2 separate regions of the Homo sapiens genome follow, and region 1 is linked to region 2. Evidence: chromatin contacts called from ENCODE Hi-C or POLR2A ChIA-PET data. All regions are on one chromosome and are shown on one strand. The core of a region is the stretch at or near the end of the contact, and the rest is flanking DNA. Distances in the headings are between cores, read along the strand shown.

The links. A loop is a pair of places that touch in the nucleus more often than their neighbours do. ChIA-PET counts read pairs that join two places held with the same protein, here RNA polymerase II (POLR2A). Pooled maps may share reads with other maps.
Region 1: a loop to region 2 is called in a pooled map, with 4 times the contacts of the local background. The contact joins the enhancer-like site here to the promoter of HSD17B7 in region 2. A Hi-C loop is called at or near these places in 1 of 37 single-sample maps with no recorded cell type and 2 of 50 pooled maps. POLR2A ChIA-PET finds 5 or more read pairs at or near these places in 3 of 52 experiments (PC-3, activated T-cell and endothelial cell of umbilical vein).

Annotation. Positions count from the first base shown.
Region 1 is chr1:162,527,023-162,533,647 of GRCh38, reverse strand. UHMK1 (U2AF homology motif kinase 1) reads right to left here. Exons shown (of 8, transcript NM_175866.5): 8 at 4,017-6,625. Among named protein-coding and RNA genes, the nearest start is that of UAP1-DT, 31 kb to the left of the region's middle. Within about 2 kb of position 3,192, at least 3 of the 41 ENCODE cell types and tissues checked have a DNase peak (open chromatin) inside an H3K27ac peak, as active enhancers do.
Region 2 is chr1:162,789,413-162,796,203 of GRCh38, reverse strand. It overlaps HSD17B7 (hydroxysteroid 17-beta dehydrogenase 7), which reads right to left and starts at 5,502. Exons shown (of 9, transcript NM_016371.4): 1 at 5,369-5,502; 2 at 3,342-3,545. The coding sequence starts at 5,403. RefSeq lists silencers at 3,918-4,118, 5,515-5,574.

The DNA.
Region 1 (6,625 bases), core at 1,943-4,442, 260 kb after region 2:
ACAGGCATGCGCCACTATGCCTCGCTAATTTTGGATTGTTTGGTATAGATGGGATTTCACTGTGTTGGCCAGGCTGGTCTTGAATTCCTGACCCCAAGTGATCTGTCCTCCTCGGCCTCCCAGAGTGCTGGGATTACAGCCATGAGCCACCGCCCAGCCTATAGTACTAATCTTTTGTTACTAGTCTAATAAATCGTTTCCAACAGAAACATCAATAACGTCTCATTGCTTTACAAAGTAATCTCAACTGAACAGGTGTTCAATGGTCCTTGTCATAGAGCCTCTTCCCAGGTCTGCACAACTCTGGAAGACATTTTATTTAGCTGGTATTTGAATATGCGGCCATCGGTCACCCATTTTCCTTTGAGCATTATTTTTATTTCATATGTAAAGATATTGAAATATACATATAGACATCTATATAATATTACATATGCAGATGATATTGTATGCTTAATGAAAAATAGGCTTTTGGAAATGGTTTAGTAATTATGTGTAGCAACTCGCTCATGTTCCAACCTATTAAGTCAAGAATTCTTAAAAGTTACAGAATAGTGGAGAGAACTACAAGTCACAATAAAACACCTCACGTTTTTAAAGTGAAAATTTGCTTAGCCAAGTTCAATATACTCATGCTAAGGAAGAACTCAAGGATTTTGGTTGTTCAGATACACAATTTTATGCAACAGAAGGAAATGAAAAATCCTAATTCCTTCAATTTAGGACTAAAAACTGTTCCACAAAAATAATCTGCTATATATACATATATATGTATATATAGAGAGAGAGAAAGAGAGAGAGAGAGAGTCTCTGTCACCCAGGTTGGAGTACAGTGGCGCAATCTTGGCTCACTGCAACCTCCGCCTCCCAGGTTTAAGCGATTCTCGTGCATCAGCCTCCCAAGTAGCTGGGATTACAGGTGTATGCCACCACGCCCAGCTAATTTTTGTATTTTTTTTGTAGAGACGGGGTTTCATTGTCTTGGCCAGGCTGGTCTTGAACTCTTGACCTCAAGGAATCCACCCACCTTGGCCTCCCAAAATGCTGGGATTACAGGTGTGAGCCACCGTGACTGGGCATAATCTGCTATATTTTTAAAATCCAAAGTCTACCTTTCTAAATTTCTAAGTTATTTGATTAAATTGCCAATTTTGTTATTTGTACATCAATAGATTATAATGATTTCCTTTTGCTATAGAGTTAACTAAAATAGAAACTACTGGCCAGGTGCAGTGGCTCACACCTGTAATCCCAGCACTTTGGGAGGTAGAGGCGGGCAGATCACCTGAGGTCAGGAGTTCAAGACCAGCCTGACCAACATGAAGGAACCCCGTCTCTACTAGAAATACAAAATTAGCCAGGCGTGGTGGTGCATGCCTGTAATCCCAGCTACTAGGGAGGCTGAGGCAGGAGAATTGCTTGAACCTGGGAGGCGGAGGTTGCAGTGAGCCGAGATGGCGCCATTGCACTCCAGCCTGGGCAACAAGAGCAAAACTGTCTCAAAAATAAATAAATAAATAAATAAAATAAACTACTAAACTGCCATTCTTTGAAATATTGGAGTCATCCATATCCAACTGGATGCCAGATTCTATGAATTCATTTTCAACTCCACAAACATTTATTGAGCAATTACTATAGCTCAGGCATGGGGCTAGGTGCTAGGAATACAGATCTGAATATGATGATCCACTACTGATAAGGAGTACACTTGGGGCAAAACAAAATGGTAAATCTAGTCATATAGGAAATGCATACATACAAAGTAAAGACTTGGTACAGAATTACTAACAATTTGACAGGGAAGAGCACAGGGAAGATAACTAGAGAAAGTAACAACTGAGCTGTTTTAAGATCAATATGATTTTATCACACAGATAACTGGGCATGGGTAGGCAGGGAATTGAATGCAACTTTGTTTTATTTATTGTTTTTCTTTTTTTTTAGACGGAGCCTGGCTCTGTCGCCCAGGCTGGAGTGCAGTGGTGCAATCTCGGCTCACTGCAACCACTGCCTCCTAGATTCAAGCAATTCTCATGCCTAAGCCTCCCGAGTAGTTGGGATTACAGGCGCGTGCCACCATGCCTGGCTAATTTTTTTCTGTTTTATTTTTGAGACATGGTCTCACTCTGTCATCTGGGCTGGAGCGCAGTTGGTGTCATCACAGCTCACTGCAGCCTTGACCTCCCGGGCGCAGGTGATCCTCCCACCTCAGCCTCCCAGGTAGCTGGGACTACAGGTGTATGCCACCATGCCAGGCTAATTTTTCTATTTTTTGTATAGACAGGGTTTCACCATGTTTCCCAGGTTGGTCTCCAACTCCTGGCTCAAGAGATCCACCCACCTCAGCCTCACAAAATGTTGGGATTACAGGCGTGTGCCACTGTGCCTGGCCTGAATGGCATTTTAATAAGAGGATCAGAAGAGGAAAAAGGATGGACTTTGCAGAAATACAGGTAGGTGCAGCTGCAGCATGAAATATAAATAGGGAAAGAGATAGGAGGCATGATTGACAGGTGGAGCCAGATTGTAAAAAGTCTTATATGCCAATTCAAGAGAATTAGACATAATTTTGAAGGCAAATGGGCAGAATAGGAAATAAAATGAAGAATTTTATACATGAGTAGCATGATCAGGCTTCTTTTTAAAAATGAAAACTGTTAGCAGTATTAAGAGACAAGAGGGCAGGAGACAGGGATCTTCTAAGAAACTCTAGTAAAAGATCAAGGACTAAACCCAGTAGTATCTGAGGAAATGAAAAAGGGAAGCTGGATCTGGAAGGAATTACTGGGTTGACTAGCACGCAACCTAGCACACTGGTGACTCTGAAGTTAGATATTCATTTGTCCACTGTGTAAACCCTAGGAAGTAAGCTAAACAATCCATTTCCTTAACCATAAAATGAAGTGAACATTAATATCTTCCTAATAGGCTTCTTGGGAGGATTAACCAAAAAGCATTTAGCACGTTTGGTGCAAAATAACGCTCAGTTAGTCACTATTCTACTATCAGGGAGATGAAGAGATTGAGCTACTCCTAAGTAGCCCTTGAATAAAGGCCTGCTTCTGCTTTTCAATCCTAACCAATGCCCGTTGTTTAGATGAGTGGTTCTAAAAGTGCAGTCTCCACCCTAGCAGCAGCAACAGCCCCACCTGAGAACTTGTTAGAAATGCAAATTCTCGAATCCCACAAAGAACTAGTCAGAAACTCTAGGGGCGGGGCCCAGCAGTCGGTAGCCTAACAGGCCCTCCCAGGTGATTCTGTTATATGCTGAAGGATGAGAATTACTGGTTTAAATATTCTTAACTCCAGTCTAAGTTATTAAAACAGTCTCTTAGGGTGTCCCTTCTAACAACATTTTCCTGTTGAATTTATCTTCCAGATCTGTCACTGACTTCCCAAAACAACATGCCAATGCCACTCCCAGACAGACCAGTATATAAATACCACCTCTCAGTTTTATGAAATGTCGGGCAAGTCTCTTTATTTGGGTTAATTGGGTCTCTGTTGTCTCAGTTAATTGGGTCTCAGGTTATTTGGGTTTCAGTTCCCATGTGGAAAAAGGGAACATTAAACATGATATAAACTAAAATGGTACCCATCACCTAGTTGATGCTTCATGATTTGTGGCTGTTTTATTACTATTGCACCTATTATCTCATTTGGTCCTCACAACATAAAAATACAGCTATTATCAAAGCAGAATCACTGGATTAAAGATATCCAAGTTGATAAAACAGCCAAGATTAGAACACAAATTTCCTGACTCTGAACTCTGGTTCTTTTCATTAGACCTGGCTGTTTCTATAATATCAAGAACACTTTTCCAAAATAAAAAATTACATATCAGTATTACCAATATGATGCAAGATTTCCAAAAATGAAAAATCATATTCTTTAGAAATGGGTGGTTAAAGCTACATGGAAATTTTTATTGGCAGCTTTTAGTTAAAATTAAATCAGAAAATAAATATATTTACCTGTTATCTGAATATTTATACTAAGTATAGAAAAAGTTGAAATTAAAAAGCAACTCCTTTATTTTTAAGCTTTTATTTTATCACTCTTATCAAACACACATCAGAAAGCATTATCAACAGTGCATCTTATGGTAAGTCAGTTTACAACAAAACTGAACAAGGCAATTGTGTTTACAGAAAAAGTCTTCAGCAAAAAAGTATGCAATACAGTCAACTGAAACGCATTGTTCACACTTTTTAGGAATATAGGAAAGTGGAAAATAAAAGTTCTTTGCTATTCAGCAGGAAAGAGTTTAAAAGACTTGAATGGAAATCAGAAATTTAGGGATTTGAGAAAATAACTTTTTGGTACTGACACACATCTACATACATAGTCCCACTTAGTTTTTGTTTTTTCTTTAAAAAAAAAACAAAAGCTCACAAACAATAAGACATCACAAATAATACAGCAGAACCACAGTGCCAAGAAATGCCAAGACCAATATGCTACTGAAACAACTGGTAGAAATGTTACAGACAACTATTCACTATGTATTGTAATATTCTTGTAGTTCTGAGGTGAAGGTAAACCAACAGGAGAGATTACTCCTTGTAACTGGCTTTGGTTTAAGTGATCTTTCACATTTTTTTCTAACCATACCTTCTTATAAAAAATGTAGCAATTACATGTTACTGAGGGAAAATAGTACTAGGTTTTAATATTCACAACCAACTACTCCAGCTGACACAGGATGCCATCAACCATTAAAATTTATTGATCATACTTAGATTTTCTAAGGCTGATCAACAGATAGCAAAGATGGAACCCTTTTGGGAAAAAATAAAATCCCTTCTACCCCAGTTTTGACACTGTTAAGAAGTTATAAAGGAATGTTAAATTATTTAAGATATTTCAAAAAAGAATTAAGAATGGAAGAGTAAATTCTGCTGGAAAAGATAGGGCAGCTTTACAGTCTGCAAAGTAAATAATCTACAGAGATGCAGCTTAACTTTTTTTTATTATAATAAACATACTTATTTCCATAAGGTGCTGTGACTTTGCAGCTAGTGCATACTAATGCCACCCACTGTACCCAATGTGCAAAAGGAAATAATGGAGATGGCTAACCTCCAGTTTTCTGATCCTTGATTTGCATAAGTGGTGATGTACACCAAATACACAAAAGCTGGAGTATAAATATTTATTTTTAAAAATTAGGCCAAACTGAATATAGATATTTAATCTGGTTTCACAAACTCTTAAAATAATTTTCTGAGGAAACAATGATGAGGAATGTGTAGGAAAGGCAATGTTTCTATGCTAGCGGTACCAAACCTGGAACTTTAAGTATCATTTTTTAGCTCATTAACTATATAGAAGATTACTAAGACCAGTAAGGGAGCCATTTTCTTCCCCTCCTCTATTTTTATTACTTATCTCTCTCCTCTTTACTCTTAAAATTGGCAATCTTCTGACAACCCAAGCTAATAAAATAATATAGCTATATATAATTCAAATAACTAAAGAACTTTTGAGTCCATATATGCAGGATTTTTGAATACCTCACTACATTTGCTCTTATACCCTCACTGTCCTGGTATCATAAATATTATTAAGGGAAGATAACTTAGAAGGGGAAAGCAATTCCAACCTGGGATAAAAAAGTGATTACAAATAATTATCTTGTTGATAGTAAGGGCTTATGGTAACAAGTAGCTCTGATTTTTCACATAAAGATCCCCCCCCAAAAAAACAAAATACAAACAATTCCAGTTTTTTTCCCCCAGAATGTGACTTATTTCCATTATACAAAGCAGTATAACAAAATAAGCTCTCTTCTGCACAAAAAACGATTAATGGTTTATAAGACAAATAAGTAGAATGCTTCTCTTTGCCTTTAAATTAAAATACTATGAACCTAGGTAACAAAACATACATGGCTTTCTTCAAAAGGGCCACAAGATTTCTTCTGGTTATTGTGACAGCTACCCAATTTAATGGGAAATAACACTCAAGCAGTCATTTGGTAAGTTTCCCATGAATTTCAGCATTTACAGTGCCACAAACACAACTGCCACAATTATGACAACTCTCTGAAAAGCACAAATAAAGCAAATTTAAAACATTAATCCTCATAAGCAGTACAAGGCAGAACAAAAGTGCTGAGTGGTAGGAAAATGAATAAAAATTTCCTATCAGGAGAATAAAGTTTGTGTAAACTATCTTATATCCTGAAGATCACTTTAATGACCACCTATAAAATACAAAGTTTCCTAAATACTCTCTGATTTATAGATATTTCTCTTACAGTCCACTGCTCCTATAAAATTACAGCAAAAAATATTAAAATTATTTACCTTCTTCTTAAATATCCATGGCACTTGTCAAGTACATGCTACTGTGAATCTACTGGTCATTATATAATTTAAAAATAGTGAAAAACATCTGAGGGAGGTGGCTACAATAACGAACATGACATATCCTATAGTATTAGGCAGAGAAGCTATCCTAAAACAAAATGAAACAAAATCTTTACAATTCTGGGTACTCCAAAAACTAAAATATCCATGTTCTTCTGTGATTAAGAATGGGACTTATCTTAATATACCACAAGAGGCTCAGCTCTGTATGATGGAGACAACATTTTTATATTCATCAAGAAAGC
Region 2 (6,791 bases), core at 4,253-6,752:
GTGTCTTGCTTTAAAAAAAAAATCCACATCTCCTCTGGTTGACAAGTAAAATTTATATACTATTGATATTCACCTGACCTGATCTATTAATGCTGAAATCTGAATGCCAAAATATATAATAAAACAGAAGATCCATGTGGAAACCTTTCAGTGTTCATGGACAAGTCCTATGTATCCTAAAATGATGAAAGTTCGTAAGAATACACTGAGATTATAAAAGATAAATGGGGGTAAGGTAATCTTGTTGGGCTCCCCCCTGAATACTTGTCACGGAAGGGATATGAAATGCTGAGTTGAAAAAGCATTTTCAGTTTTAAACCTATGTAAGTCTTCATCTAAGACTCTTCATCTAAGACTTACATAGGTTTAAATGTACTCATTTTGAACTAGGTTCAAGGCAGGTAAAGCCTGCTCTCATGATACTCACAGACACCATAAATATTCAGAATATCTCCTAGAGTTCTATGTACCAAACTGTCTCTGAATAACCCAAGATATTAAGAGTCATAGCTTCTAAACTTAGGACCCTGAAATACATACATGGTCTTCAACACAGATCACATACAACCATTTCTTGATCATCCTATAAATAATTGACAAATGACTCAAATTATTAAATTGACCATTTAAAATGCTGATATTATTACCATCAGTTCATCATGTAAGTGCCACAAAGATAGTGTGAGTTCATCCATTGTTGCTTGTTCTATTACCTTATTTGCCAACTTTTATCTATGAATATTAACATATTTGGCTAGGAACGGAGAGGAAATGTTTAGTAAAGACATCAAATTAAGCTCTGGCTTCAGTAAAATGACATACCACTCATCAATAAAATAATTGATACATTGCTCTAATATGGATAAAACAGCATCACTATTTCTTACTAGTTTTCATCTGCACTATCTAATAGAAGAGAATGCTACAGATGGAAAGACCAGGTGTCAGGGATGGTGCTACTTGAGCCATTAGAAGGGATTCTCAAGCTCTCTTTAGCTCTAGTTTATTTCAGACTTAGAACTGAAGAGATCCATTTGAGCCACTGGGTGTAGTTTCTTGACATAAGTAAGAATCTATCTGGACACTTTCATATATTCCAAACTTGTGAATATCACTATAACCATTCATTTCCTAAACTTGAATTGACACCAACCATCTCAAAAAAAAGGCTGTTTTGCGGACTAAATACCTCAAAACTTCACTAAAATGCTGATGACAGGTACCTGGGACAACTCACTTATCACCTGAAGTGCTCCCTTCTGCCCCACAGCCTCACTGCCTTGAATCTGTGCTAAGTTGCTAAATATCTTACGAAATACTAAATTACTGAACTCGCGATAAAGTACCGAATATCTTGAACCTTTGAAGGCATTTGGGAATAGTCAGTACTATAAATGTTAAAACTTTGGGTCTCAAAAGTAAACTGCATCGGAATGGGATATTATTAACTGGGAAATGAAGGTTCTTTTCTTCCAAATAAGAAAATATAACAAAATCTAAACAAAGCAGGTAAGAAGCCAGCTGGCTAAGAAAGTTTGGGAAAAGAATGCCTGTAAACATGATTTAAAACTCATAACTTCTCTCAACTTCATGGTTTTTATCTCCATAAGGACATTCAGTATACAGTTTCACAGCCCTGGAGATGCTTAAGTTATGGAGGAGTAGGGGATATGGAATATATCAAAATTTATGTGAAAACAGAACCTAGAAAATCTCAGGTTTTTTGTTTTTTTTTCTTTAAGATGCGGTAGAAAACTCTAATAGCTCAGCAGTACTGGAGAGAGAAACCACATTTACAAAGGACTAAGGCCACACTGAGAAGAGCTGGAGTGAAGAAAACTAGCTTTCACTTTGTAACTTGTGCATTTGGAACAGGCAAATGCAAATGATTATCAATTCACATAAAATGTGAAGTATTTTTATTCAGCAAACATCTTCATCAAGAAAGCCTTCCTTGTTTCTACCCATTTCATTCTACTGTCCAAGGAAACAAGGTAGTTCTTTGTCTCTTAAGTGCCTCAATATTTGAAAATTAATTATTCCAGATAGCCCTAGGGCAGCATAGACTAGTGCAGGGTTCTTGGACTTTTTTCATCATAAATTCCTCTTACAATTTAAAAACAAATAAATAAATAAAAAGCCCTCTCTGCTCAGAAAAATGCATTGTGCACCTACATGCAATTTTGTGTTCACTTTCAGGGGAGTTATACATCTGAGGACTCTATTCCTTCATATACCAACTATTGATCAAATGTCTATTACATGCCAATTACTGTGAAGGTGTGAACAAATCTTTACTGGCCTAGGGAAAAAAAATACCCCTTAGGAAGCAGGGAGAAGCCCTGGGGTCTTGGACCCACCCAACTAATATAAGATTGGATGACCTTCCCAGGCATATTACCCTTATTTCTGTGTCTCAGTTTCTTCACTTGTTAAATGTCACTCACTACTTGCCTTATCTACTTAATGAATTCATTATGTGAAGAAAGATGTAAAAAATGAATTCAAATGTCAAAGGAGTTACCTTAACGTAAGGCAGTGCAACTGATCACACATCAGGATGTACTTACAAATTAGTCTCCATGAAATAATTATGATCATGATTGAGATTGAAAATGTGGTACTGGCCAAGTGCAATGGTTCACACCTGTAATCCCAGCACCAACTGATCGATCACATATCAGGATGTACTCATAACTTAGTCTCCATGAAATAATTATGATCATGACTGAGACTGAAAATGTGGTACTGGCTGGGCGCAATGGCTCACGCCTGTAATCCCAGTACCAACTGATCACACATCAGGATGTACTCATAAATTAGTCTCCATGAAATAATTATGATCATGATTGAGACTGAAAATGTGGTACTGGCCAGGCGCAATGGCTCACGCCTGTAATCCCAGCACTTTGGGAGGCCGAGGCGGGTGGATCACGAGGTCAGGGGTTCGAAACCAGCCTGACCAACATGGTAAAACCCCGTCTCTACTAAAAATACAAAAATTAACCAGGCATGGTGGCGCATGTCTGTAATCCCAGCTACTCAGGAGGTGGAGGCAGGAGAATCACTTGGAACCCAGGAGGTGGAGGTTGAAGTGAGCCGAGATCACGCCATTGCACTCCAGCCTGGGCAACAGAGCAAGACTCCATCTCTTTAAAAAAAAAAAAAAAAAGAAAGAAAACGTGGTACTGAGACACAATGGGTCACCCTATACAGACTTCCTCAACATAACTGCTTACACCGCACCTGTTTCTTTTCAGGTTTTTCTTTCCTCTCTTATTTTATTAAGTGTTATGCTGCACAATCACATGAGAAAAAAAATCCATCAGCAAGAGATATACCTTTGCTTAAGTTCCTTGGAGGCCCGGAAGACCGACTGCAGGTTGCTGACATCCACCTGGACAATGGTGACCTCAGCAGTGGGGTGAGAGGCCAGCAGAGCAGCACAGACAGCTTCTGCCTTGCTCATGTTCCTGCACGCCAAACACAGATGAAGCTCATCATCTTCCGCCAGCAGCCGCTTGCAGAGGGCCAGGCCAATGCCACTGGGAGGACAATTCAGACACAAGATGTGGGTTATCTGGGATGGCATCAGGTACAGGCATTTCTCTCTGGTTCAGAAAACTGTGTCAAGTTGACCTCCAATGAGAAGCCCAGATAGAAAGAAAAGACTCAACAATTATTTAAGAAGGGAGGAATCCTACACTCCAATAGTCACTTGCTTGAGACACAGCCTAGTTTGTGTTTTTCTCATTTTGAAAAACTTCAATGACAAAATAACTGGACTGAAAACAAGAATTGTTCTTTAGTTTTTCTACTACTGGGCTTTATCCTGCCAGTGGTTTTCATTTTGTACCTATTATGTCACTCATGAAAATGATTTAATATATCACCAGTAAGGGCTCAAAAGAGCATCTTATTAGCTGTTTCCTATGTGCATTTTGACTTTGCTGTCTAGGCTCCTCAGGGGCAAGGGCTCTACCACCTACTGGTATCGTAAACACCATAAGGAGCACCAGAAATCTCTGATAAAGGAACAGATGAATCTTTCAGGATGAGGCATCAGTAACATGGCAGGATGTACAAATCCCTCTCAACAACTATGATTAAATAATAGAAAAAGAAAGAACTCAACATGATTAAGTAGAAGGTAGGAATACACTAAATATTAGATGAGTACACCACTTGGAAACAAAGAACTTCAAAACCAGCATTGTAAAACCGCATAGGAGTGGTGACAGCAGTCAGACCAGCCTGGCTGATAGCAATGAAAAGCTGGGTAATAAGTTCTCTTTCAAGACTTAAGCTGATTCCAGGCAAATATGTTAATAGTTAAAACCCAAAAAGAGCCTGGAACCATCAGTAATCTATTAGCACCAACAACAAAGCATCAAAAATATTTATTTGTCCTCACATGAGAACAGTAGGCATTTAATATACAATTGCACATGTCACAATATATGTAAAAGAAACAGACAAAATCAATTCTGACTTACTCAGTACCTTCCACATAAGAAGCACCAATCAACGGTTAAAGTCACTTGAGAGGGTATGCTAAAAAGTTGCCAAATGCAGACACCTACCAAGCTGGCTTAGTTAATACGCATGTGGTTAAATAATTGAAAGTGGATCAATCTTAAATGTTTAACATGTCCTCTGTCTTAATCATTTAAAAATGCCAAATGCAACTAGTAGAAAAATGGTTTGATTGGCTTCATCCTCCACACATTTTTCACAGAAGTGCAAATGACAGGTAAAACAAGCAACAGAAGAGGCTGAGAGACTAAACGAGCAACCCTGGAATTATTATGAGCTGGTTATTCTGCACCCCAACCATGCCTTCATAGGAAAAGATTAATTTTCTCTGGGTTTCTGAAGAGTATGTTAGCTCTCTAGCACTGAGCTAAATGAAACGGGATTGTTTTCTCTCCACCGTCCTAATGTTCATGGGTGTTCAAATTTGTAGGCAAAAGGCTTGTACAGACAAAACACCTGGAGTATAAGACATGATCACGTGGTCAGGAGCAAAATATTGGGCACTGACGATAAATACGAACAGTAGGCAAAGATGGAAAAGGGGCGGAGCCCGCCTGAGTACCCCATTGCCTTGATAACCTCAGGATCATCACTGCGACACTCATCACTTACTGATGCTCTAGTTTTCCTTTTCACTGTCATGTTTAATACAAAGCACCAGTTACTGAGCACCTCAAGAGGCCGACATGCCCCACACCTGCTGCAGACTCCGGGGAACCTAGGCAAAGCCAGGGGCGGGCGCTTCCGGGGTCCGTTCGTGGAGGGTCGCAGACCCCTGCTCTCTCGGACCCCTGATCCGCTGCCGCCTCTGCCAACCCAAAGGAGGCCTCACCTGCTAGCCCCGGTGATCAAAACCACCTTTCGCATCTTCGCGCACTCACACTTCCAAGCAGTGAAGCAAACACCGCCGCTGCTTTCGGAAGTCCTACGATTTCGGGCCGCCTCACCCGTCACCAATCAGAGTACGGCCACGCCCCGCCTCCCGTTGCGTCATCGAGTCTGAGCTGATCCCTCCAATCTCAGTCCGCCAACCGTTCCCTGCCCTCGGAGACGGCGTCGGGTGAGATAGGCCGAGGGGCGGAGCTGCGTGACGCAAAGCCCGGAGCCATTCCAGGCTCTTCTCGCTCCGCCTAGGCGCAGGTGTCTGTCACTGCTTCCTAGGGCTCAGCGGGCGCCTGATCTTTAATCCTGGTGGGGGCGTCACCCGGCCTAGCACTCAGGACAGGATCTGTGACACGCACTGGGTCTGTGCCCTGGCGCCTGAGATTGGCACTTCTTTGCAGGAAGGCCTCACGGTATTTGCACCAGTGCCCATTTTAGAGAAAAGGTTTGGGTCTAGGAGCCAAAGTTGGGCGATTATCATCTAATTTTCCACTCCTTTTTGGATGTACAGATCCAGGCATTGTGCCACTTCACAGCCCAACTTTTGATCCCAGACCTCCTCCTCTAAAGAAGCTTATTTGAGAAAATGAGCACTGATTTTATTAAGAACTTTATGTAGAATCAGACGTAAATTACCAGTATTCAAAACTTGGAATGTGGCGTGGAATCAGAATCTCAGAACTTCATTCTCCGAAGTACTGAGAATGTGCTGTAACCTTCTGTATCAGTGCATCTCAAACTGTGCTAAAGGACCTGTTTTTGTCTCCAAGCCATCCCAGATGGGTGCTTTTAGAAAATACAAAAAAATAAAGTGCTAGAAAAAGAAAAGCAAAAGGCATACAAAACACAAGCCCCGATATTTTATTATTAGATCCAAGACATATAAAAGTACTCTGCCAAAATGAGGCAGAATAGGGTTTGGAGGCAGGGTACTTAAGGCCACTTCGTGCTGACTTCCTAAAGCTCAATCAAGGAAAAACAGCAAGGGCTGGAAGTAGGGAATCTGAGACCAATTGGTGCTGGCTTCCCAAAGCTGGATCAAAAGGAAAACACCTGGGTCTGGGGGCCGAGAGCCTAGGGTCAATTAACACCAACTTCCTAAAGCTAAACCAGAAGGAAAAACCCCATCTCCCCACTCCCCAGTAGCAAAGGATCAAAGGCTACTCTCCCTACAACCTTCTGTTCTCAGACCAAACTGAGGGTTGGGCTGCTATTTTTCAAGGCCCAATAACGAGATGCAGATGAGCTGGGGAGGAAGAGAGTTTTTATTTCTGTAACCGGTTGCAGGGAGAAGGCCTGGAAATTATCACCAGACCAACTCAAAATTACAGTTTTTCAGAGCTTATATGCCTTCTAAGCGAACTGTCTATGTG